Regions from separate parts of the Homo sapiens genome. Here regions 2, 3, 4 and 5 are each linked to region 1. Evidence: chromatin loops called from intact Hi-C (ENCODE). Cell type or tissue: A673. All regions are shown on one strand.

Evidence for each region. A loop is a pair of places that touch in the nucleus more often than their neighbours do. Peaks named below come from ENCODE experiments on the same cell type or tissue, not always from the same donor. Only the 100,000 strongest peaks of a DNase experiment are listed, where the experiment ranks them.
Region 2: a loop joins it to region 1, with 4 times the contacts of the local background. A loop is called at or near these places in 7 of 110 quality-filtered maps.
Region 3: a loop joins it to region 1, with 8 times the contacts of the local background. A loop is called at or near these places in 11 of 110 quality-filtered maps.
Region 4: a loop joins it to region 1, with 7 times the contacts of the local background. A loop is called at or near these places in 23 of 110 quality-filtered maps.
Region 5: a loop joins it to region 1, with 5 times the contacts of the local background. A loop is called at or near these places in 14 of 110 quality-filtered maps.

Annotation. Positions count from the first base shown.
Region 1 is chr5:51,377,788-51,382,787 of GRCh38, reverse strand. It overlaps ISL1-DT (ISL1 divergent transcript), which reads left to right. Exons shown (of 2, transcript NR_046243.1): 2 at 3,713-5,000. Among named protein-coding and RNA genes, the nearest start is that of ISL1-DT, 3.0 kb to the left of the region's middle. In A673, a CTCF peak has its summit at 2,000 (motif pointing left); a DNase peak (open chromatin) is centred at 1,977; H3K4me3 peaks cover 1,704 bases; H3K27ac peaks cover 1,032 bases.
Region 2 is chr5:52,655,496-52,660,495 of GRCh38, reverse strand. No RefSeq gene overlaps it. Among named protein-coding and RNA genes, the nearest start is that of ITGA1, 130 kb to the left of the region's middle. In A673, a CTCF peak has its summit at 3,121 (motif pointing right); a DNase peak (open chromatin) is centred at 3,145; H3K4me3 peaks cover 700 bases; H3K27ac peaks cover 993 bases.
Region 3 is chr5:51,958,034-51,963,033 of GRCh38, reverse strand. It overlaps LOC105378959 (a long non-coding RNA gene), which reads left to right. Exons shown (of 3, transcript XR_948315.2): 2 at 1-33. Among named protein-coding and RNA genes, the nearest start is that of LINC02118, 47 kb to the left of the region's middle. In A673, a CTCF peak has its summit at 1,985 (motif pointing right); a DNase peak (open chromatin) is centred at 1,993.
Region 4 is chr5:50,960,063-50,965,062 of GRCh38, reverse strand. No RefSeq gene overlaps it. Among named protein-coding and RNA genes, the nearest start is that of LINC02106, 7.6 kb to the left of the region's middle. RefSeq lists an enhancer at 1,422-1,959. In A673, a CTCF peak has its summit at 1,956 (motif pointing left); a DNase peak (open chromatin) is centred at 1,962; H3K4me3 peaks cover 1,546 bases; H3K27ac peaks cover 485 bases.
Region 5 is chr5:52,004,426-52,009,425 of GRCh38, reverse strand. LINC02118 (long intergenic non-protein coding RNA 2118) reads right to left here and starts at 1,395. Exons shown (of 4, transcript NR_147166.1): 1 at 1,348-1,395. In A673, a CTCF peak has its summit at 1,984 (motif pointing right); a DNase peak (open chromatin) is centred at 2,005.

The DNA.
Region 1 (5,000 bases):
AGAATCGGGAATGGGATGATTAAACCCAGAGGAACTGTTTCCTGACTGCTACACCATTACTCCGTCTCCCCCAACCTCAGATATCTAAAAACGTTGGGTGGGAGGAAAGGGGCGCTTCTTGCTGTTGGGACAATCAGGTTGGAACGCACCGGTAAACCGAAGTTGACTCCGCGGACTGACTTTTTGTCTTTCAGACCCGCGAGGTCTGCTTCTCAGTTTAACTCTAGAATTGAAGCTCACTAACCCGAAGCCAAAGAGCGAAATGATCTTTCAGTAGTCTAAAGTTTGTAAGATTTTTATATACTGTTCAATTCTTCTCACTGCTGGTCTCCTGCCCTTTGTTTTTAAGCAAACTTGTGCAACTAGCTGTGGTATTTTGGTAATTATAAGGACAAGTCTCCATGACTTTGTGGAGATTTTTTAAAAATGCATTAGTCTAAGGGCGCGAGTAGGGAGGGATTTATTACAGAACAGTGAAAGACCTATTTCACGTCCCCAGGCGTTAATATATAATTTTCTCTCGAGAAACTACTTGGAGAGAGAAGACTGTTAGGTGCAACTCGCCGGTAACCTTCTTCAATCATTCTTACATGTTCCCATCATCTGTTACGGTCTCCCAAAGACAGTCACAGGAAGGCCACGAAGAACCCCCGCGCTTCCCCCAAAGCTTCTAAAAAGCCATTTCTTATCTAATGGGGCTGCCAGTTTTATCTAAAAAGTCCTACAGACACAAACCATAGAAGGCTTAATTTCGGTGTCTTGTTGCTGTGAGAAGACCCGGTGTGTTAGGAAACTCCTTTCTTTATATCTTTCGCAAAATCTAACCCTTGATAAGAGCTGTAAATCCTGGCCGGCCGCATTGGCTGGGCTTGAACGGGTAATGCCTCTCCAAAGCGGAAAGGGAATCAAAGATGCGTAAGTTTCCTCCTGACCTAGCTGAGGCTTTCTTCCCCAGGAACTAGTTTTGATTTGTTTTTTCTCAAGGAGGATTTCAAATTGGATCTGTCTTCCCTTCCATTTTTATTATAAGTTGTTTTAGAGCGCGTGTATGAAAGCGAAAGTTGGATAGACCTAGGTTGATAAGTTTACCAGTTGTGTGGTGTGTGTTTTTTTTTTTTTTTTTTTTTGGTCTGTTTCTAGTCTCTGGTATTAGATGTATGGAGCCTTTTGTCAGGCTGCTTTTGCAAAGCTGATGCTGTTAATCTCAATACGAAGCAAATCTTCCTAGTATTTGTGTGTGTTTCCCATAGAGATAAACATGTTGACCCTAGTAAAAAAAAAAAAAAAAAAAGATACCACCACAATGCCAGAAAATAGAGTTTTACCTAGTCATATTCCATCATGCCACTTTTATAAGATGGAATTAAACACCAGAAGCCACCAGAAGCCTGATGACTTACATTTGAGATCCACAAAGCACCCTCACTATCCATCCTCCTTCAAACCAGCCCCCACCTCCCACCCACAGTGTGGTATTTTAACTCCCTAAACCAATAAGCTATTACAAAGAATTATTGCAGATGATAGCACTTCCAAGTAGAAAAGCTTGCATGCGGCTTGGGGGAAACCTTTAGTAATAGACAATTTCACCTTAATGGTGAAGACAACATTTTCCTCTTTTCATTCTGCACCATTGTTGTAAACAAGTATTTTCTTAATAAGTTCCTAAACTGATAGAAGCAAGACGCATGGTGAAGATACCAGCATTAAAAGGAGACGTTTGAGGGACCCCACCATGATGGACATGCTCTGAAGTTCAGTGCATGTATCATGACACATTTTGCATTAAAATCCAAGTTAGAATAGCAGGCTTTGTAGTTTTACTTTACCTTGAAGTTCTAAATTGATCATGGATTATTATGATTTCCTCAGCTGATTGCTGTATGTGGATTTAGTGCATCAAATATATCTGTAAAATTTTGTATACATAAAACTGATGAGCAATTTATCCGTAATACTTGATCACAGGAGCGACCTCTTGTGTTCAAAGCGGGGATTAGACCCTCTCCTCTCAAAAAAGGACTCGTTTTGACCTTTGTATATTGTTAGGTCAAAAATATATCCTTGAAAACGGCAATAGTGTGAATCTCTGGTTTGATTCCTTTACTGAGAAAATGAGGAGTATGAGTAGTTATTAAGTGTAGTCCCCATCACCTCCAGGCTGCCTCAATATATCTGACAGTGTCTTTCAATATAAAAGGGATACTGAAATTTAAGTTCCTCTGGAGTCTGTGGCATCTGCCCATGTGCCCTTGTATACACCTTCCAAAATGTGGCTGTTACACCCAACCTCCTGATGGGCTCTTAGACTTGTGTTTTTGTGTACTGTTGCTTTCTCTGCTTTAGTTACCATTTAAACATTCCACATCAAACTTAATGTCAGATACAGATTCCTGCACAAACATCATGCTCTCAAGCTACATTTCAAAAATCTAAATAGGTTTTAATTGCAATTGAAAGGTAAAATTACACATTTAGCATTTATTTATCTCCCAATAACCTCTGGCAGATATAAATGAATTTTAAGTTGTTTCTTTGGGAAATCACAAACAGTAAGACAGCTTATTCCTTCTCATCTAACCAAGACTGGGAAGGGAAGAGGGGCTTTGATCAGCTTTCCAATGGAGGTATAAATTTGAGAATTTATTCCCAGGGAGATGATGCTATATGTTTAGCTCACATCAGAATCAGGTTTGAAAGAGTAGAATAAGTTACACTGCCAGTTTTACTGAGTAAGGTATTCAGATGAAAAAATATGTATAACTGAAGGATTTATATTTTCTGATGTCCACATCATATAATTTGGGGGCCAAAATGAAACAGGAAGATTTTATTTACCTCTAAAAATGGATATTGAGTAGATGCGTATGTATCCCCTTTCCCGTTTTTATCTTTTCTGTGTAGTCTCTAATGATGTAGAATAAGGCTATATAAATCCTCAGTATCTTTAATCATGTCCAAGGGTCAGATAAAATTATGTGCGTTTAAAGGGAGTTACGATTAACCATTTATATTCCACCGCGAACGGGGTGTGGGTGTTTAGAACCAATTTGCGTCTCTTCCCGTTGGTGGTGGTGGCTTATTGAGGAACAATCAGGAGAATCTGTGCTCTAATTTCAGAGAAAAGGAAGAGATACCAGTGGGTATGAAATGATTCTCTTTTTCTTTCCTTTTACTTAAAAAAATACTAAGCAATGATAATAAAGGCAGTTGTTAACAACAACAAACCTTTAGTTGTGATTCTTATTCTGATGCCTAGGACTCCTGCTGCGATTGTGGTTTTGTTGAGTGTCAATTGCTTTATTAACCAGATAAAACAGTCTGGGTGAATTAGCAAGAATTTTCTCTGCACGCAGAGCTTCCTAGCCTTACTTTCTGAGTTCAGGTAGTTGTTTCTGACACCAGCTTTCCTGGTATTTCTTGGCAGACGACAGGCCAGAAGGCACCGTTCTTGTGCGGTCTGTTGCTCGGTTCTCAGCCGAGATAGAATTTCATGCTCCCGGCATCGGGGCAGCTGCGAAACCACAAACCTCAGTTCAGTCCTGAGCATGCGAAGGTCCGCAGTTGATTGCAGGGAGGCGTTCGGCCAAGCGAGGACGGAAATTTGTATTCTCCCTTTAAAATTGTGCTTCTGAAAGTATTTACTATGACTTATCAAAAGCGGCTGGCAGTGTCAAGTGAAACCTTTTTCTTGCTTCCCCCTGCCCCCTAGAACTCCTAAGTGACCAGGAACAGACGATTTTTAACCGAGTTCTGCTGCGTGGAGCCCAGGTTGGCGCTAGTGAGTGCAGTGTGCTGACCCAAGTGGTGGTGGCCCAAGGACGCGCTGACCCGTACATTTGGCAAAGCTTTCATTAAATGTATCAGATTCTCGCGGAAGTGGTTGCAGTCCGGAGAGTGAAACAGCTATCTCTCAAGTCCTGACCGGTTCAGCTGAAATCTACATTTGCACTGAATCTGGCAAAACACGGACGGGTCCGCCCGAGATCTCAGGAAACCCAGAGCAAGTTACCTCCATGTAGTTGATCATTCTTTCTGAAAGGACGGACACCATTTACCCCACTGCAATCCTGTCCAACGGGCAGCTCTGAGTTTAGCTTTAGCGCCAAAGGATTGATTTCCCCCACCCGCTGGAGATTTACTGGGGACGAGCGGGGGAGGGGAGGCGAAGGTACCTCGGAGGAGGTCAAGTGGGGGAGGAGGAGGAGCAGCAGAAAATTACCAGCCAAGCAGGGGAGGGAGTTGGAAGCCCGGAAATATACCAGGATGCCTCAAGTAACCTTCCTTTAAGTCTCAGAATTCAGCCCTCGGAAAACAGCCTCATAAGGTGTCCTGGGAAGGAGTCCTCGGGTGGGCTGCGGAGGTGATGTCAAGAGTTACAGCTACTTTATGAATTAAACTGACGGCTAAGGCATGTCGGGACAGTTTAGTGTAAGCTGAATGGTGCGTGGACGGGGCAACTTTTAAAGAGAGGTGGGCAATCATTGGTGGCATCTACCAGTATATTCTGCATGTAACAGTAGTTTGGAAGCTGAAGAAAAACCCCTCAAATCCCAGTAAATGCCCGGTCAGTTCGAGAGAGATTTTAGGGACAATTTTGAAGGTCGCTGTCTGCTCCAACTCCGCAGAGATGAACAAGAGTGTGAACTCTGGCGCGGGTGTGTTTAGAATTATCTACGACTTCAGATCCATGCTGTTGAAACTCATCAATTCTTTGTGACTTCACGTGGAGAGAAGAATTTGCCCTGCCTCCCTACCTGCTAAATGCCGACTGAGAAAAGGGGCCCAGGAGACGACCCCTTTCAGAAAGAACGTCACTTCATCAACTCGGCTGAGTTATTAACTTGCTCCCCGAAAGGTCAACAACGCCTTCTCTTCTCAGCCGCACCGCGCGGAGATCAATCGCTTTACCCTAGGTAGCCTCTTGTTCAGGGCTCAGGAACTCCTGTCTTAAGGTCCTTCTGGGGCTCAGAAGCTGTGTTGTGTATGTTCTTTCCAAG
Region 2 (5,000 bases), 1.3 Mb before region 1:
GTCAAAGCATTCCAGCTTTGAAGTGAAATGAGTGAATCTAGAATGTTGGCAATTCAGGGCCTTCAAAGAGAAAGAGTGATATTTCTGAGGACACTTTTGTGTTCCTTGAATGAGGATCCTGTGAATGGCCCCATATTCCATTGAGGCCATTCCAGTCCTATGTGTGCGGTGAAGTAACTTCCTGCCTTGCCTCCAATCTGCCCCAAGCACTGTCAGCATTACAGGGCTGGGCATATAGAGTTTATATTTCTACTTGGAAGGGCCTTGAAAGATCCCTTAAGAGAGCTATTACAGTCTTTTGTACATCTCATTCTTCTTTCAGAGTCTACAGTGAATTAGGAATTGGGGAGCATTCTGTTTCTCCCCTAAGGGTGATTAAGAATCCTCAAGTTTCTTGAGGATATAAAGCTATAACCTTCTTAATGGATAGAAACTTCATAAATCTAATCCTGACTGCTGTCGCATATTACTTCCAAAGTTTTTTTGTTTTGTTTTGTTTTTGAGACGGAGTCTCACTCTGTTGCCCATGCTGGAGTGCAGTGCTGCCATCTCGGCTCATTGCAAACTCCGCCTCCCGGGTTCAAGCAATTCTCCTGCCTCAGCCTCCCAAGTAGCTGGGATTACAAGCATATGCCACAATGCTTGGCTTTTTAAAATTATTTTTATTTTTTATTTTTATTTTTTTATTTTTAGTAGAATCGGGGTTTCCCCATGTTGGCCAAGCTGGTCTTGAACTCTTGACCTCAAGTGATCCACCAGCCTCGGCCTCCCACACTGCTGGGATTACAGGCATAAACCACTGTGCCAGGCCTATTTCCAGAGTCTTCTATGGGTATCCTATTATTTTAGAGAACTTGAATCTACATGGGACTTTTGGATTTGATTCCGTTTGCTTATGTATCTGTTTTATTCAATTGCTATCGTTAGTGGAAGGAGTTAATAACATAATTCGTGAGGAAGAAAGCCTGGTAGAATTTTAACAATAGCAAGAAACAGTGGTGTGCTAATTTGGTCATTGTACATATCCCAGCTTGGTATCTCAATTTTAACAATAGCTCATGTGCTAAGTCATGCATACAGATGTTGAAGATATGACCTCAGGAGATCTTTCAGGCTGTGAAGACTATTATACCTAGTATAGTTTGTTACTGAGTTGCTCACCCCCTCTAGGAAGCAGCTAATTTGTGCAGCACACATGATCTTTTGCTTGTTGTCCAAGAGTACTAGAATACACCTGATTTCTAAGGCAAGCTTTTAACTTGCAGTGCTAGTCTCTAGATATAACTTAAGATATTTAAGAAGTCATAAAATGACTTTTTTTTGCTATAAGATGAAAAATTTTTATCTCGTATATAGTATGAAGAGTTGGACATTCAGTTATGCATTTGAAATATGCAAGAATGAAGGCCACTTAAAAAAATTTGGTCTGTTTTTAAAATATGAAAACAAACTAATAATCTATCTTAGTATGGTATATAGTATTGCATACATCTGAAAATGGTATCATATTTTGCTCAGCTGGAAATTGCCCTGGTGTTCAAAGTGTTTTTCATATAAAAAGATTAAACAATATTTAGACTCATTTTTAAAAATAATTTTAAAACGCTCATTAGGGTATACTTTTCTAACACTAGATTGACTTAAAAACCAAATCTTAGCTTGCAAGAATTAGGGTGTGACCGTATAATTCTTGCTCTTTTTCTTTCAGTAAGAACATACAGTCCTATTGATTCCTTTATTAACTTAAATATTTATTTTATGTTATTCAAACTAATTTAAATGTGAAAAGTATGGATTCCTAATAATGATACGAAAATAGGTCAGAAAGCTCCATCCTTCCTGCTTATATCAGCTTATAGAAGCATGTTCTCTTCAGTTTCTGTAGATCTGTTGTGTGTTAAGGCGCGGGCAAGGGCTAAGGTAGCAATTGTTTCCTACTCCTTGCACAAAATAGGATCTGCACATTGTCAACAGGCTGGAAATAACCAAACAGCAATGATTATGATGAATGGCTTTATCTGACCAATCTTATCTTTTCCAAGCTTAAGCAAGCTTTAAAAAATGGAAATCCTTATTCAGGCTTTGCTCCTTGCCATGATCTAAGGCAGAGGCCTCCAAAACAGTAACCTATAATTGGGGTCTATGAAATGGAGGACTTCCCACAGTAAAGTAATATCTTATTCTGCTTCCTGCATCTGCTGGGAAGTCTTTAGAGTAAATCTAACAAATGTTCACAAGGAACAGTTCCAGAAAATGTTACTTTCTCTTTAAAGGAGATGTGACTGTAATGAGTATCTCTCTCTCTCTCTCTGTCTCTCTCGCTCATCACTTACTGATTTGCTAGAATTAGATGATACAGTAAAATGAGCTCCATGGCATGGAGGTTGGATTACTTATTTTTATAAAATTAGCTTGTTAATAATGTATATTTCTAGTCATGGAATTTCCTACTATGTTCTTTTTGGAACCTTTGTCATTAGTCTGAAGACCTGCTGTATCTGTTCTTTCTTCTGGATATTTTTCAGTGACCTTTGACTAATCAAAAGTAGCATTTTGGCCTGTTCTAGCATTAGGTAATAAAAATGAAACCCTTCTCCCCCCAGTAAGAGAGCAATTGTAACTCTATATTCAATTGCCAAAAATAAATAATACTATTTATTTCTATAGAAAGAACTTGAAAATAATAACATCTATAGTTTTAAATTAGAGGTCCACATATAACAGAATAGTATAACACAAAATGGCATGGAATATTTTAGCACAATAGTAGAAACCAAGAGATGTGAGCTCTATTAGGGTAAATGACTAGTCAATGACTATAAGCCCTTCAACAACGAGGACTTCTGTTATTCTTATCTGTGAAGTTAAAAAATGGGATTGTAGATGTACTAAATTATTTTTATATTATAAAATTACATAATTTACTGTGAGATTTAAGTGGCACATCCCTTTTTGTCCTGTTTTGAGTATTAAATAAGATAGCATATGGAGAGTCCTAATGTGGTGCCTGGGACTCAGGAAAGAATCGATAAATGGCAGTGATATTCCTTATGATTTTGTGAATTACATTTGTCAGTTAAAACATGTTACTTTAACAATAACCACAAGATGGCAGTATTCACCTTCATAGTTAAGTTTTTTTCTATTAAAATGCTGCGGAAGGAGTTGGGTGTATTGTTTTAGCGACTTCCAAGTAGAACAAATGAAATAGTTTTCTCACTTGAAAGGAGAGCAGTTTTAAGATTTTATGTATGTATATACACACACATCAGTTTCCAAGCTGCTAAAGATTACCTATCTTGATACATTTTTCACCTAACCACGTGTCTTCTGAAAAATTCTGAATACATTTTGGTCCCCTTCTATGTGGACTGATGCTTCTTGGATAGTGGATTCTCCTTCAGCCTTCAGGTCTATCTATGAGGATAAAACAGAGAAATAAATTATAGTTCAAATTTTGCACTTTGGCTGGTGAATCCTGGGCATAATTTGAGTAGTATGTGACACAACCTCAAAAGCAAGGTTATTTTTTAAATAACAATTTTATTTTTTAATGAAATGAAGGCTAGCTAGCTAGAAAACATAATCTTAGTTTAAAGAGTCATGAAAGAGGAAATCTGTTTAAAAGATTAAAGCCATTTGAAATGTATAGACGATTATTGAGTAGGGGAAAATGTGTTTTCCTGTGATGGTGTACATTGCACATACTTCATTCCAGTACGATTAGCATGGGAGTGTCAGTTCTTACTAAGAAGAGTTGGAACTCACACATTCATCATCACCGTGTTATTTAAATTGATTTTTTTTTCTATGGTGGATTTCTTTGTGTTTGAAGGGTCCAATTTGGTTCAGAAGGAAACATTTGACAATGAAATATGTAGGAGCCACTTGGCTAGCACATGACATCAGTTAAGTTATACAGAAACTCAAAATTAAAATTCTGATTCTTTCAAATGAAAAATGATCTCAATTTTTGTTTCCTGTGAGAGGTTTTTTGTATAAATTGACCTGTATAGCACCAAAATAGTAAGATGTCTTACAATTAAGTTTGCTCATAGAAAACATTAAAGAAAATGATTTTTATTAAAATAAAGATATACATTTATGCACATTTTTAAAAAGCACTGTAAAAAAATGAAGATCTGTAAATGAAGGAACTCTGGAGTGACACTTGCCCACATTGAGAACATAGAAACACCATTGATACATTTCTTCATATTTATAAAATTACACAAAAGTTATATATGGCGAATGGAGAATAAAACCATACCTTTGTTGGAGTATTCCAAGAGTATATAGAAGTATAGTGTATATTTTATCTATAGCTCCTCATTGCCCTTTTTTAATGAAGGTAAATGATAGACATTAATTATTCTAAGTTGGAAGATGAATTAACTTAGAAAAATAAAAATTGCTTCTAAACTCTGTTAAATTGTTTTGATGCAACCAACTTACTCCCTTTCTTCCTCCCTCCCTCCTTTCCCTCCCTCCCTCCCTCCCTTCCTTCTTTCCTTTTCTCTCTCTTTCCATTTCTTCTTTCTTTCTTTCTTTTCTTTCTTTCTTTCTTTCTTTCTTTCTTTCTTTCTTTCTTTCTTTCTTCCTTCCTTCCTTCCTTCCTTCCTTCTTTCTTCCTTCCTTCCTTCTTTCTTTCCCTTTCTTTCTTTCTTTTTTCTTTCTTCTTTCTTCCTTTCTCTTTCTTTTTAACTCTTTTTCTCCCTTCCTTCCTTCCTTCTTTCCTTCTAAATCAGCCAGCATCATAAGAATTCTGAGAGCTTTCAAAATCTTCAGCTTAGCTCTAATACTAGCTCAACTATAATTATTGTAATTAAAAACAAAAAAGAAAAAGGCAAAGCCACAGATTTAACTGTTGGTAAAAACAACAGCTTGGATGGGAACAGTTTAGATGGGAAGAGAGTGGTAGTGGTCACCATCGAAGTAGGTCAAGAAATCTTATCTGATTCTCTGGTAGTATAAAAATGTAAATTGGTGATATGCTTCAG
Region 3 (5,000 bases), 580 kb before region 1:
GTTTATGAATGCTACAAATACATATGCCACCATGTAAGTATTCATTATTCTCAATTAATTGCTGTATAAGATGAAATAATGTACAGCTAACAATCAGAATTAGAGCCACGTTACACCAAACTTGGTTCTTTCTCACACAAAATATGAAATTAAATGATCTAATATGGTGATTGATTTTAGAAGAAAGGTAATATGTTTTGAGGGGATTTACAGAGGACTAATTGATCATATATATTTTGAATTAATATGTGTGTAAATTGATAGTATTTCTGTTGAATAATATATATACACATATATAGTTGTGCATATATATCTATATATGTATATGTATTTATATATGTGTATATGCATATACACATATATCTTATAGACATCTATATATGTACTTGTGTACTACATGTGTTCTCATTTCAAGAACAATAGCAATAGCAAATTCTTTTGTAACAAAAGCAAAGAGAAATTTTAGGAAATGTACACCTATTCTTGTTTCATTCAATTCTTTTTCTCAATTTATGCTTGTGTATAAGACATCTGGAAATTAAAGACCTATAGATAAAAGAAAGTAAACATTAAAACTAATGCAAATTCAGGCCAGGCATAGTGGCTCATGTCTGCAATTTTGGCACTTTGGGAGGCCAAAGTGGGTGGCTGGCTTGAGCCTAGGAGTTTGAAACCAACCTGGACAACATGATGAAATCCCATCTCTACAAAAGATATAAAAATTAGCCAGGCATGGTGGTGCACACCTGTAGTCCCAGCTACTAGGGAGGCTGAGGTGGGACAATCACCAGAACCTGGGTAGTTGAGTTTGCAGTGAACTGAAATCACACCACTGCACTCCAGCCCGGACAACACAGTGAGACTGTCTAAAAAAATAATCATCATCATCATGCAAATTCAATAACAAAAGAACTGTTCACTTTGTAATATAAAATGAGTTTCTGTAAGTATGTAGAGGAATATCTTGCTTAAGATTGATAAATCTATGAAGATCATATTTTAAACCCACAGATTTTGACTAAAAATATCAAGTAATTATGAAAAAATTAGAATAAAACATCAAGTTCATTTTTACCATGTTTTTAATTATGACTTGTCTTTGTTACATTGGACATAACACAAACTATGATCACTGAAAATTCATACATTTCCTGATTGTATTTTGTTAATAATCTGTTTCCTAATGATAATAATTTTGAGAGTTTCAAATACCGGTTTTATAGAAAATCCCTTTTTGAAAGGGAAAAAAAATCGGAATTATAAATAATTGAGCCCATTATTGTCTGCACGTGGGCCGGCGAGTAGGAGAAAGTGGAGTAGTTAGCCTTAATTATCTGGATAATTTATTTCTGTCAACCCAGCCTTGGTGCCCTTTCCTTTCAAAACTGAAAAGTTATATTAGAAATTATAGTTCGTCTTAAAGGAACTATAACATTAGAGATGACATTTCAGCACATTTGTGGATAAGTTATTTTCACTATGTCACCTTTTCCTGTGATAGTTGTGCAGTGTTCCTATCCTAGGCTAGAGATTGAAAGAGTAGATGACAGGAGGGTCAGGGGACTCTTCTCTCTCCCTTGGAGGCTCCTACCATTGCCGTCTGCAATCAGATTGTTAGCATGTCAGCTCAGTCTGTCAGAATCCCCTTAGTGCTGCTCAGCCAGCTGAGAGAAAATACCTTGTGTATTGGCTGTGGATGTCCCTTAAGAACACCCAGTCACTCAGTCATGCAGCCTAAATAGGGCAGCAGACAGCACCTTCACACCAGTGTACGATAACTGAGCTTTCCATCGATGTGTCTTGACCTTATAAGAAGCGCTGTAAAGGGCCAGGGTGAAGAGCCCAGAAAGGCTTGATTGCTACTAACCTTCTCTTGTCTGTTAAAAATGGCAGCTTCTTTTACTCAAGTCACTCAGAAACAAATGTAATAAAACAATCTTTACTCAGAAAACCAATAAGGCATTTCTTTTATGCAGTGATGAAACACAACCACTAGATGACACCAAGAGATAGTTTGTATGTCTGATTAATATCCTGTACTCAGTTGTCTGTTCAAAGGTGACATTCTTGCTAAGATTTTCACTGAGATCACAGATGCAGGCCAATTAAGTGATCTAAGTTTTTAAAGTTGTCTTGCTTTGATATTATCAATTACCATCTAATCAAGAAGACAAAGTCAAACGAAACAAAATAAAACACAAAGCAAAAAGCAGATGTGGGGTCATTTGGACACTCAGACTTAAACATTTCCACTTCTGTTTCTTGTTGTCTGTACCATTAATAAGATACTCCAAGTGAGTCATTACTGTAATTTAGAAAAGTTCTGCCAAAAACCTCTATCATAAATCCTTCTTAGGCGCTTGAAATTCAATTGTAATATTCTCTCCACACTACATTTATAAGCCAAGCCCCAGCAATATACTAATACATTTTACATAGTTGTAAACAATTGGCATGCTTATGCATCTCTGTCAGAAAGAGAAAAACTATAAAGACTAATAAGATTCAACTTTCAAACGATTATCTGTATTTCCTTCAAAAAATAACCAGTGTTTCATCTCAGATTTTGTATGCTGATAGTTCTTTGCAAATTAACATAATTTGTATTTGGAGATCAGTCTTAAACTTTAAAACATTAGCTTTTGTATATAGTAGAATACTTTTATAATAGCAGGATATCTATACAATAAGAGTTGCATGCAAATTTCAAAATCTACTGCCTGACCAGTAAAATTCTTCAGAAGTCCAAGAGATGGCATAAAGAAATAGTTAATATTAAATACGTAATTCTAATAACTGCTGCTTGCAACTTCTTGGTAAAGTTTCTATGTGCAGCTTTGAAAATATAATGGATTTCATTATTTTAACAATTTCCATATGGTAAATACAATTGCATTTTTTCAAAAAATATATTTACTATTAGAAAAATTGTATATTGATTAAATAATGGGAAAACTCAATGCTCTTGGTCATAAAAGCAACATTTGAGGCATATGATTATCTGTAAAAGTAAAATGTGTGGAAATTAACAGAACACAAGATCATACTCATGTATTAAATATTAAGTTAGTAAATCACATGTACATCCATTAATTACAAATGTCAAATGACAAGAAAAAACAAATACAACTTCAATCTGAAATAACTATTTTTTTGAAAACCACAACATTCTGCTCTGATTATTTAGGACATCCCTTCTGTTTCCTTTGTGGTTTGTGGAACATTACATATGTGATTTTCCTGAGTTTTATGGGATTTTCTGAAATTATGGCAAGATTTTCTAATGTAAATAACACTTGTATCTTGGAGTCAATATACAAAGGCATATTTCACATTAATTCGTTAAAAAGTCTTAGTTAATTGGCATAAGAAATATGCATATCTATACAGACCGCATCTTTTTTTTTTTCTTGTTTTGTCAAGTGAAAAACTTAGGATGGATCCACTAAAAAAACGTGGTTTGTTTCCAATGGTAAAATGTAACTTTATTATAAATTATGTGTGCCTATTTTTCATAAGAATTCCTCTGAAATTCCATAAGACTGTAGAAAATTAGCCATTCAGAAATATTTTACTTTTAGGATAAATTTATGATTTTAAAAAATTAGCCATTTTGTTTTATTGAAATATATAGGTGGGAGGAAGGTCTTACAGTTTTATACCAATCACTTATTCTCCCTGAGGTTCCATTGAGTTACTTCTTCTCTGTTGAATTAACTGTATTAACTTTGCACTTCAGAGAAAAATATGGATTTCAAGTCTATAAAATGAAACACACACACACACACACACACACAAACACATGCCTTATTCTGAAATACCATGCAGAGCACTACAGTTTTGTAATGCCATGATGTGTTAACTCTTCCTTTGTGTTGAAGTCCTGGATCAGTAGGTGTTATCTTTGAAATTCCATTAATAGAAGTTATATAGAGACATGGCAATGGAAAGAAAAGTAGCCCTGAAATATTGTAATGCACAGTTGAAATGAGTGTATTAAAGATAAAATATCAAGTTTAATTAGATATTTTTGGCTTGTTTTGCATCTTTTGTTTTTTTATGTCCTAAACTTTGCAGTCATTTAAGCAGAGATATTTTGTCATTTGATTATATTTATGGAGAAGCTTCGATTACTAACCATCTGAGTTTTAGACAGAGACCTCACAAAGCGGCTTAAAATAATTTGGCTGTCTAATTTATTTTTCTTCCTTTTTTTGATAGAGATATTTTCTTTATTTTTCCCTCCATTTACAGGTGCAGAATTAAAGAACATGTTCACTCACTATATTATTGATGCACTTAAGTGGAGTGTTCCAAAGCATGTAATTACCATGTAGGCTTATGGCCCTGAAGTAGCCCAGGATAGTGGTGCTGCATATCCATGATTTGAAGGACATACAGTGATGATTATAGAGGCAGTACTCTACATCCATTCTGGCCCTTTTGTGTTTAGCTGGTTGTCATGGCAAATAATTGGATAGAATTTAAGCCACTTTCTTCCAAGTGGGAAATTCATAATTTTACCCTTCACCTAATTTTGTAGATACTTTTAAAGAATCTTAAAGTTTCTACATGAATGACGTAGAGCAGTGTGGGAAAAATTTTCACTTTCAGCAGGCACATCAGAAATTAAACTTCCGCTTAGGGGGTAAATAAATCAATTTCCATTTTCATTAAATGGCTTCATTTTCCTATAACTAAGCCACAGACTTTGTGTTTCTTCACTAAAACAAGGCCAATGTGGTTTACTTTGACAGCTTCCGAGAGAAATGGAAAAACAGAGTAAAATATTGAAATCTTATTAAATTTTAGCGAAAATGACATTTTGCCTAGAGTCCTGTCGGCAAAAGCTTAAAACCTTTTCAAAACACAGCTGAGGGAGGAAACTGTAACTAGAAATGGTTTATGCTAACAGCATAATAGGGTTTGTCATAGGGAGGATATTAATTGACCCAAAGGATATGTAAGTCATGTAATAATGATACATTTCATAATTAATT
Region 4 (5,000 bases), 420 kb after region 1:
TGATAGAAAGGGAATAAATCAAAGCCTTGTTCTAAATTTCAAACTTGCCTGTATAGATGTGCATAGCTACTCTATCTGGAGCAGATAGGTGCTGTTTGAATTACTGTTCTTCAGAGTAAACCAAATCCACTTCGCTTTTAAAAAATGAATATTGTATTTATACAGCCTGGTTGTGCTGTTAAATTAAGTCTCTCTCCATTCTTATTCCGTTTCATAAACAAAGTGTAGAGACGACAGCGATTACGGGTTAAAAGAGCCCAATCTTAGCTTTTGCCTGGCATTATGCTTACCTTTTTGAGGGTGGGGAAGTCAGAAAAGGGAGGAATAAACCCTAAGCGGATACACATGGAAGGGGGATAAACAGATATGTATTGAGGTTTGTTTTTAATCAGAATACACTTTCTGTAGAAAATTTTCAAATCTTGCAGTATTTCAGGTATAATTCGCTAGAATACATTCCCTTAGCCCCCTGTGTAAGACATGAAAAACATTAGGTTCTGGTTTGTGAAAAAGAAAAGCAAGCATTCAGGGCGTGAGTGCGTGCGTGTGCGTGTGCGTGTGTGTGTGTACTGGAAAGAATAAGGCTCCTCTCTTCACTGCCTTTTGCTGCTGCAGTGATGCTCATTGCAGTTCGGCTGGTTCCACGCTCATAGCCCGGCACAGGGTTTGGGAGCTTGGACCATTTCAACACCGACAAAAGAGGCTTTTAAATAAGTACATGCCATAAAACAACAAGCCGGTCCCTGGGAGCAAGTAAAAATTTATTCGTTTCACGTAAAGCCCTCCGAAACAGTAAACACAGAGCAGATAATCCAGAGCCAGGCGGGGGATCTGCATCCTCTCGGCTTCGCGTCGGTGCCCGCGCGTGTGCGCGGCTGTGCGCGCACCTCGGCCTCTGCGGGCACCTCTCCCTCAACCCCCTCCCCAACCTTTGCAAGTGAAGACTTGTGTGTTGGGGTTCCTCACACCCTCCTCCTCCTGTGGGGCCTTGTCTCGGCTTAGCAGAGACTGTCATCTGAGGGCTCGGTTCAAGACTCCTGACTGGGAAATGTGCGGGTCTGGAAGGCAGAGTGGAGTCCCTGGGGCGAACTGGGAGAACTGCCCCTTTCTGCCAGAAAAGCGCCCCAGCCACGGGTTTGCCCCCGCACCGCCCCCCCCCCCCCGCCCCCCCACAACCTCCCAAGAGCTGCTGGTTGGAGAAAACGCCACTTCCCAGTCCCTAAGTCTCCCCACGTGTTGGGTTCCGTCCTTAACTGGACAGTGCTGGCTGCCAAAGGCAGGTGCCAATTCCCCAGAAGCTAAATCCTTCTAATAGCCTCAGCTTGCACACGTCTCTCCCCTCCTTCGGTTGCCGCTGCTTCTCCTTTTTCATTTTTTATTTTTAAAGTCAAGAACCTTATCACTGGTTTTAAGGTACCGTGCCATTAAAAAGAGGCTCGCAGTCTGCGGCGCGAGATCGAGGGGCCCAGGGAGAAAGGGGCCCGGGCGGAGGAGGAGCGGAGGCCAGGGAAGCCACATTTGCATAAAGCTTTGTCTTTCCTGCTTCTTAGGCTGCCGAGGGTTATAACGCTAATTACACAAGATTAATGTGGAGATTGTTCTCTATGGCTCACCAAGATTTATTTGAACAGTGAACTGCTCAAGATCCAAAGCCATAAACCATCCCACCCAGCCGCCGGCCCCCCGACTTTCTCCTTGCGGGAAGTGAAGTTTTTCCAAGTCCAAAGGAGAAAACGGGGAGCTGCCACTGGGTAGGAAGCTCCGAAGAGCTCATCTTGAGGGATATTGTTGTTTACACGAATTATCCGTCGGCCCTCGGATATACAAAGGCAATTCCCTGCCTTTTCTCTTTCTGCCGGCTTCCAAACGAAAGCCTTTTCTGCGGTGTTGTCTCTAAATTTGGGGGATGAGAGGCGGCCAATGAGCAAATCCGGTGCAGGAGCGCCCCCTCGTGGCTTCAAGGGGAAGGGACGCGGTTCTCGGCGTGCCCTCTGAGTTTGAGCGGTCTGATGCTGTCCCTCAGCGGATTAGAGTGGGATAGGGTTGAGTGCTGAGACTGGGAAAGCGGTTCTCAACCGCGGTTCACACTAGTATTCTAACCGAAATAGTAAACACACACACACACACACACACACACACACACACACACACACACACACACGACCACCTTCAGGGATTCTGATATTCTTAGGCAATTTTTTCTTTTCCCAGATAATATAATATGCTATCACTGTAGAGAACCAATATTTGAGAATTTCCTGGTTAGAGTGCAAGTGAAAAAGTTAACTGGCTTAATATTTAACTTTTATATATCATTTGATATTTACTTATTTTACCTAGAAAACCACAGGCCCACCATTATTTCCTGGGCTACTTGGGAGATATTATTTGAAAGATATTTTTTTTCAGGTTATTGGAAAAGTGATTTGAGTTTCAGTATTTGAAATTTTAAGATTTTTAAGACTAGGTTCTTGTTTCCTTCCTTCTTTCCTTGGGGTAAAATATATGTAGTGTTATCAATAATGATAAAAATAGAATTAATATAAAATTATAATTGTGAGGAGGGCAAGTAATAGCAGTCCACCACTCTAAGGTGGACACCAGATTCTTATTGCAGTAAGTTGTTGGTTGACTCACTTTGGACAATTCTTTTAATCAAGCTGTGCCTCAATTTCCTCTTCCACAAATGAAGTGAACCCATTGGATAATTTTAAGTTACCTTCTAGATTTAGTGAATGTGTAAACCTAAAGCACTAGAGAAAACACATGTTACTAAAAAGTTTGCAGATATAGGCTTTATATGTTATATTCATCCTTTCAAAGAGGAATTATTATTATAAATCCAGATTTTTGAAATGTGGCCTTTTCTATAGTCAAGGCATATCCAGAATTTTTTGTCTGGTACCAAAAAAAATCATATAAACATTAGAGAAATATAGCACAAACTTACACTAAAATAAAATTAAGCAACCTATCATTACTGCTCCATTCATCCAACCAGTCCTGCAATTCAGGCATAGTATTTTTGATAGTTTTGCTACTGTCTCCGCAAATGAATTGATATTTAAAAGGGAAGAAAACGCTGAATTTTTCTTCCACTGCACTCCAGCCTGGGCAAAAGAGCTGAATTCCATCTCAAAAAAAAAAAAAAAAGGAATATGAAATTGGAATTCAAATAAAGGTAGGCCTTATTTGTGGTTAGAATGGAGAACTGTGCCCATCACCATCTTTACATCATCTGCTTTACCACTCCAGCTAAGTGGTGAGCAGATACTTGTGATTAACTGCCCTTTGAGGGGCTTCAGCATGAAATATTTGAGACCCTTTCTGGGTTTCAGTTCTCAAGAACCAGATGTGCATCACCGAGACACTTTAGCAGAGGAGGCTGTGATTATTGGTATCAGCAGAAAAATGTGTTTTGGGAAGGCACCAATTAAAGGTGAAGTATCTCAAAGGAAACAGAAAAAAATTGTAAACAGCAACAGAACATGATGTTTTCACTTTGTTAATTCTCATCAAGAATCACAACACAATATAGCACTTAGATGCTCGATGGTTACATCAACACTCATATTAATATCTTTTAGTAAAATAAAGTATCAATCATATGAAAAATACAGTTTTTAATCATAAGCGGTAATTATTTTTAAGGTTACAGAGAGAATGAACATTTCAAAGACACAAGCACTGAAGCTGTTCACATCCCATACCTCATTTATGACAGCAACTTCAGAACTGGCTTATCTGGGCTATGCGTCCCAGCCTTTTGCATTTTTTCCTAGTAAATAAGCACTAGTTTGATTAAGGGACTTGCTTTGAAGTCTTGCTGGTATTTGAGATTTTCACAGTATTCTTGGCAACTTGGTTCCAAAAATGTTGTTTTATGATTACTTAAAAAAAATGTATCTGTGATGTTTAAGCAAAACAATAAGAGTTCATAAATAATTTGCTTTCATTTTATGGTAGTTTACATGATAATGTGACATAAAGAAGAGAATGTGCTTGAGTGTGTACAGGCATGTGTACAGCAATAGTAGTGGTGGTAGCACACACAGGTTGGGGTAACTGACCACTTCATGACACCTGCTATGAGAACTCCACCTCCTGCCACAGACCTGAACCTGGGCAGCCAGATTTTCACTATGCAACCAATCTAACCACCATTACCTCTGCCTTCTCCCTGCCCACAACTGACTGGAAAGGGATGAATCTCTTTTACAAGGATTCGGAGAAATCAAAGTCTCTCTCCCAGCACTTTGGGAGGCTGAGGTGGGCGGATCACCTGAGGTCAGAAGTTCGAGACCAGCTTGGCCAACATAGTGAAACCCTGTCTCTACTAAGAATACGAAAATTAGCTGGGCGTGGTGGCAGGTGCCTGCAGTCCCAGCTACTTGGGAGGCTGAGGCAGGAGAATCACTTGAACCTGGGAGGTGGAGGTTGCAGTGAGCCGAGATTCCCGCCACTGTGCTCCAGCCTGGGCAAAAAAGCTGAACTCCACCAAAAAAAAAAAAGAGAAAGAAAGAAAGAAAGAATGAAAGAAAGAAAGAGGAAGGAAGGAAGGAAATATGAAATTGGAATTCAAATAAGGTTAGACCTTATTTGTGATTAGAATGGAGAACTGTGCCCATCGCCATGTTTACATCATCTGCTATGTGCTATTGTTTAGCATCGGTCCTTGGTCAGACTGAGCTAATCTTCCTAGGCATTTTGTCTCCATCTAAAGATAGAACTTTACGATTAGGAATTTCTGACACTTGCAGATGTTAGTGAGGATGTTTTGGAGACATTTCTCAAAATGTGTCAATGCCTTTGGGAATGTTCTTGAAGAGAGAAAGAAAATAAAATGTATTAAGAAGCAATTTATATGGGGCAAGCATTTCGATACAGTGTCCTACTTAATCCTCACATGGCTTGGTGCTAGGAGTAGTCATCCACGCCCACTTTGCAGTCAGGAAACTGGGAGTCAGGAATTTCATAACTTAAACCACAGCAAAGATTGT
Region 5 (5,000 bases), 630 kb before region 1:
TGATCATAGAGAAAATAGCATCAAATCAGGGTCTTGAAATATGAATGGGCTTTCAATACCCAGGGAGAAAGACAAAACCAGTTATCTTGGAGAAAAAACAGGTTGGAACAGGATATTGGGAAGATATAAAGAAAATTAATCTAAAAACCAAGTTGTATAAGATCATGGAAGGTCTTGACATGTTAAGAAGCATATAATTTAAGGGAAAAAATTCAAACAGATATAGAGAGATAGATTCAGCAGAAGAATCTTTAGAAAAAGTTTAAATAATGTTGGATAAATTCTAAAATAATATATATATTCTAGTTTTCATCATTATCACTACCATAAATATGGTATGTGGTTTTCCACATGGGAAAGGTGAAGAGAGAGAAAGAGGAAAAGTAGAAGTACTAAATTAAGTGGCCACTGTCCTGGGAGAATTGTGATGCTAATTATCAAGTAAAAGAATCAGGGAGAGAGGGTCAAATTTAATAATGAAGACAACAAAATTTCATTATTGACATTTGGAGTTGAAGATTTTGGTGAGGCATTTAAACCAAAACGTCCAGAAAGTTGTTGAAAAGTGAAAGTGTAGCTCAAAGAGAAGTGAGTTAAAAATTTACAGCTGATAAATGGAAATTTCTTTCACGTGGATAGAAAGTCATGCGAATAGCTAAATTGTTTATTTGGTGTGGTTTGGCCAATGCAAATGTTGTCTGCCTGCATATTTTACTTTCTTTTGATAATATGGGCATCGTGTTGAACAATTACTGTTTTTATTACCCCATCAATTTTCTCATCAAGATCTGATTTTTCTTATCGCTATTGCTATTTTAATTCTTTTCATCTCAGCTCTTCTTTCTGAAGTTCTTTTGTATTGACCTTCCTTTTCATCTTTATTAATTTTGTATTTTTCTTTTAAACTCTTTACTGAAATGAAAAATGTTTACTCTATATTTCAAGAGCTTCAGTGTTTCATAGATACTCTCTAACTTAATAGAAGTAAAAAGTATGGGGAAATTGTTATTCTCAGCTTGTAGCAGTTGAAGCAGACCTGCTGATGACCCAGGTCTATGCAATTCCAAAGTTTTGATTTGGCTTTTTTGTTCTTTCTATATCACATTGCCTCCTCCATAGACACTATCTCAGCTTTTTACCTTCATTTCCAATAGCTATCCTTAATCCCTTACTCCTATCCCATTTTCTCTTATCAGTCACCTCTCTTATTATGGATCTACTCCTCCAGTTGGCACTCTTCCTCATGCTGCTGTTCTGTGTCTTTAAATCCTCTTCTCACCTTTCCGTATGCTCATCTGCTCAAACCATTAAGTTTTATCAACCCAATAACATTTATAACAACTTTACCTTTAAAATTGATGATGGAGTTGTAAGTGGTCTCAAATTCACCCTTCATTCAATACTCAAAAGATGGCATTGAAATCCCTTGCTATGTTACAAAAGTCCACACTGTGACAACAGAATGGAAAAGTATAATTTTGGCTGTATGCCATTTGCCTAGACGAATCACCAACAGTTTTGCTGCTTATATGAATACATTTTAAATTGTAGTATTATTTTTCTTGTTCACAAACTTGTAATATGTGGTCAAAAACATATTTCAAAGGTGAACACTTTTTAGACAGTAAAACTGCTCCAAGCATTCAAATTTTTTAAATATCATGCTACTTTTTTTTCTTTTAGAGTGGTTATCTATTAGGTAATAGCTGGGTTTGATTGCGGCAGGATATCAACTGATGCCTACCTGGCAATTAAGAAAACCAGAACTTCGTCTATCATACCCCCAAAGAACTGTAGGATTGATACCTGGAACAGGGAGGATTAGCAGCTGACGGTTGGAGCAGGTCATATTGAGCTTACTTCAGAGGAAGAATACACTAATTTCATATCTAGGAGTTTGCGTTGAAATAAATGTGGGAAGGTATGTTATTTTAAAGGAGCCATATTTACATCGACCATAAAACCTGAGGGAATGCTGCTGGTATTCCAGTAGGTGGCAATCTTCCCCCAGAATATGCAGCTAACCAAGGTCCTAGTGCAGGTTTGGGATGTGCAGCTTGTCTAAATTAACACCAAGGATTCTGTCTCTAAAAGTTCAAAACTTCAACAAAAGAACAAACCTCTTTGTATATTAGAATACTTTCCATGCTCTTAGTAAACCAAATCTTAGTGGATTTACCTTGCATCACCAAACTAAATCAGGCATTCTTTGGGCCTTATCTTTCCTTTTCATGAGTTATATATGTACAGCGATATAAGTATACCATCTCCACTATCCTTCTCAAATTATTCGTGTATATTAGAAACTGCTCTTTGCCAAACATCAATTTATAACACTATCAAGACAGTTAATGAGAACCTGTAAAATGTTATCACCCTTGCAATATGTTTAAGGCAGAAAATTTAAATGATTCTGTGGACTACATGTGACTCTCCGCTATATCTATCCCATCAATTAAGGAATTGTAAGTTGAAGGTTTTGTAAAGGCTTTTGCAAAATAACAAGTGTTTCTCAGTGCAAAGTTTGAAAAATAGATTTTATGGGGAAATGCAAAGCAATCAGAATGCCTTATCTGTGGAGAGAAAGTTTATAGGAATATTTGCTATGCTGTGATACTAGATTTTTGTTGTAAAATCTTCTAAGTGATGTGTAATATAATGGTTACTGCTGTCATTCTGGGATTTTAATGTCATTCTTCCAAACAACCACAGCATAGGCTAGGTGCAGTCTTTGGTCTTCTCATGTTTTTTTGTTTGTTTTGTTTTTAAATAAATCTATTATTTTATTTTAAGTAATTATTTTCTAATTTGGCATATAGTCTCATAAATATGGACTAATATGGTAGCATTACTACTGTTAGGTAATATTAGGTTCTTCTTAACTTCTGAGTAAAAGAGAAATGTGTGTTTCCCTGTTCCCTTGATGTCATATGTGTGTGTGACTTACTTTAGCAAAGAAACAAGTGTGAGAGTGATCTATGTCACTTCCAAGCAGAAACATGGAATTGTCAAAATGATAGTTTCCAAACTGTGGCTTCTTCATCAGCCTCAATCATTTGGTGAAGTCAAAGTGGAAGAAAATCCCTAGTTTACCAGAACAGATATGTAGCATGGTCCAAAAATAGATCTTTATTGTTTTAGGCCACTGAGATTTTGGACTTGTTTGATAGCTTAATGTAACTTAATCAATCCTAACACTATAAAAAGGAATTAAACTTAGTACTATAAGATAGATGATAAGTACTATTAAGTCATATATTCTGCTCAACTCTCCTCTGTTAGGACAGTAAATAAATGTAATGCATGTATAGACAAAATATACTATGGAAGTATATACCTGGGCACTAAAATTATCTCAAACTAATAAAATGCTTTCCTAATATGGAGCCAGCTTCTACATTCTCCTCCTCTGGGTGAAAGCTGGACTCCTCTATAATTGAGAATCTTCTAGTAAATCATTTTCTAGATCAATATTAGAAAATCAAAGGTTTAACTGAAAGTGTAGACAAGTTAAACTTCAGGACTTTCTTAGGTAAAAAATGATTATAATTGGTATGTAGCTAATACATATGCTTTTCAGATCCCTACCAAGCTGTATCTCAACTGCAAGACTTTTCAGATACTTCAACATTCAACATTCATTGTGAATTTCCAAGAATGAAAGATAACATTACTGGCAAAGTCAGTTTATTATTGACTAATAATAAATTCCAGGAAATGTAATGCCACTCTGTCTTGTGCTTAAACAAAAATATTTCCTCATGTAAAAAACAGTAGTGCATTTAACCATTATAGAGACAATTTCCTTCATAATCATTTCCTTTTAGAAGCATACCTCTGAAGGAATTACAAAAAATTTAGAAATGATTTTCTTATTTTTTAAAATACATATTCATGGTTTATTTCTAAAGATCATAACTCTTACTCACCTGCATTGTGGTATGATTCCTGATTAGAAGGGGTAAAAGAGAGGAGTTGGGGATAGTACCACACCATCTTGGGTACACTTTTGCTGTATGTTGAGTATCTAAATCCCATCCTTCATACATCAGGACATTAATCAAAGGTTTAAACCTACTTTGTTGGTGCATGGCTTCACAGCTCTCATTGATTTCTATATTTGGTTAATAGTTGGTGGTCTAATTTACTCATTTACTCAACAATCCATTATTGCATTCCTAATAAAGACCAGGTTCTGTGTTATGCACCCAAGATACAAAGTTGAAAGTAACATGATCCCTGTTCTGAAAAAGGTCATTATTTATCAGAGAGTAAAAGTTATTTGAATGTACTATAAATGTCAAAAATAAGATATTTTCAAATACTTTGAATACCAAAGCAATAGAGCAATTAATGACATACCAGGAAATATAAGCAGAATGATCAGAAGCACATCGTCAAAGTTTATGTCGTATTTGGAGAACTATGTGTGATCTGGTATAGTTCAAATGACCCAGGGGCATTTGGAATACAGGACTTAAAAAACAATATTTATTTATGTAAAATAGTCAAATGTATAGCTTGCTTAAGATGAAACACTTTAAGCAATTAAAGGTAGACAATAAGGATATTTGAAAATCACCAAGTAATATGTCTTGTAAAATACTAACCTCAAATGGTCCAAATAAGAGGCAGATTAGAAAAGTAAGGTGGAAGGAAGGGGACATAGTGGAGATGAGGTGGAGAAATAAGTATTTATTGATCACCTAAATTTTCTAGGCATATTGGTGGTAGTTTTCACATATCATCACATATCTTATTCACAGCCAGCCAGTCAAGTAGGCATTACAATTCCTACTTCATGAACACTCTTAAAAGCTCTTGGACACAAAAATGAAAAAAAAAATTATTTTCCTTAAACTAGGAATAAAGTCCTTTTTCATAAATTTTATATTAGTTAAGTAATCTCCTTTTTTACTTATGATTCTTACACAATGATAATCATAAGTAAATGTAACTAGGGTATTGAACAATTTCAATGAAAAAAGTTAGCACTATAT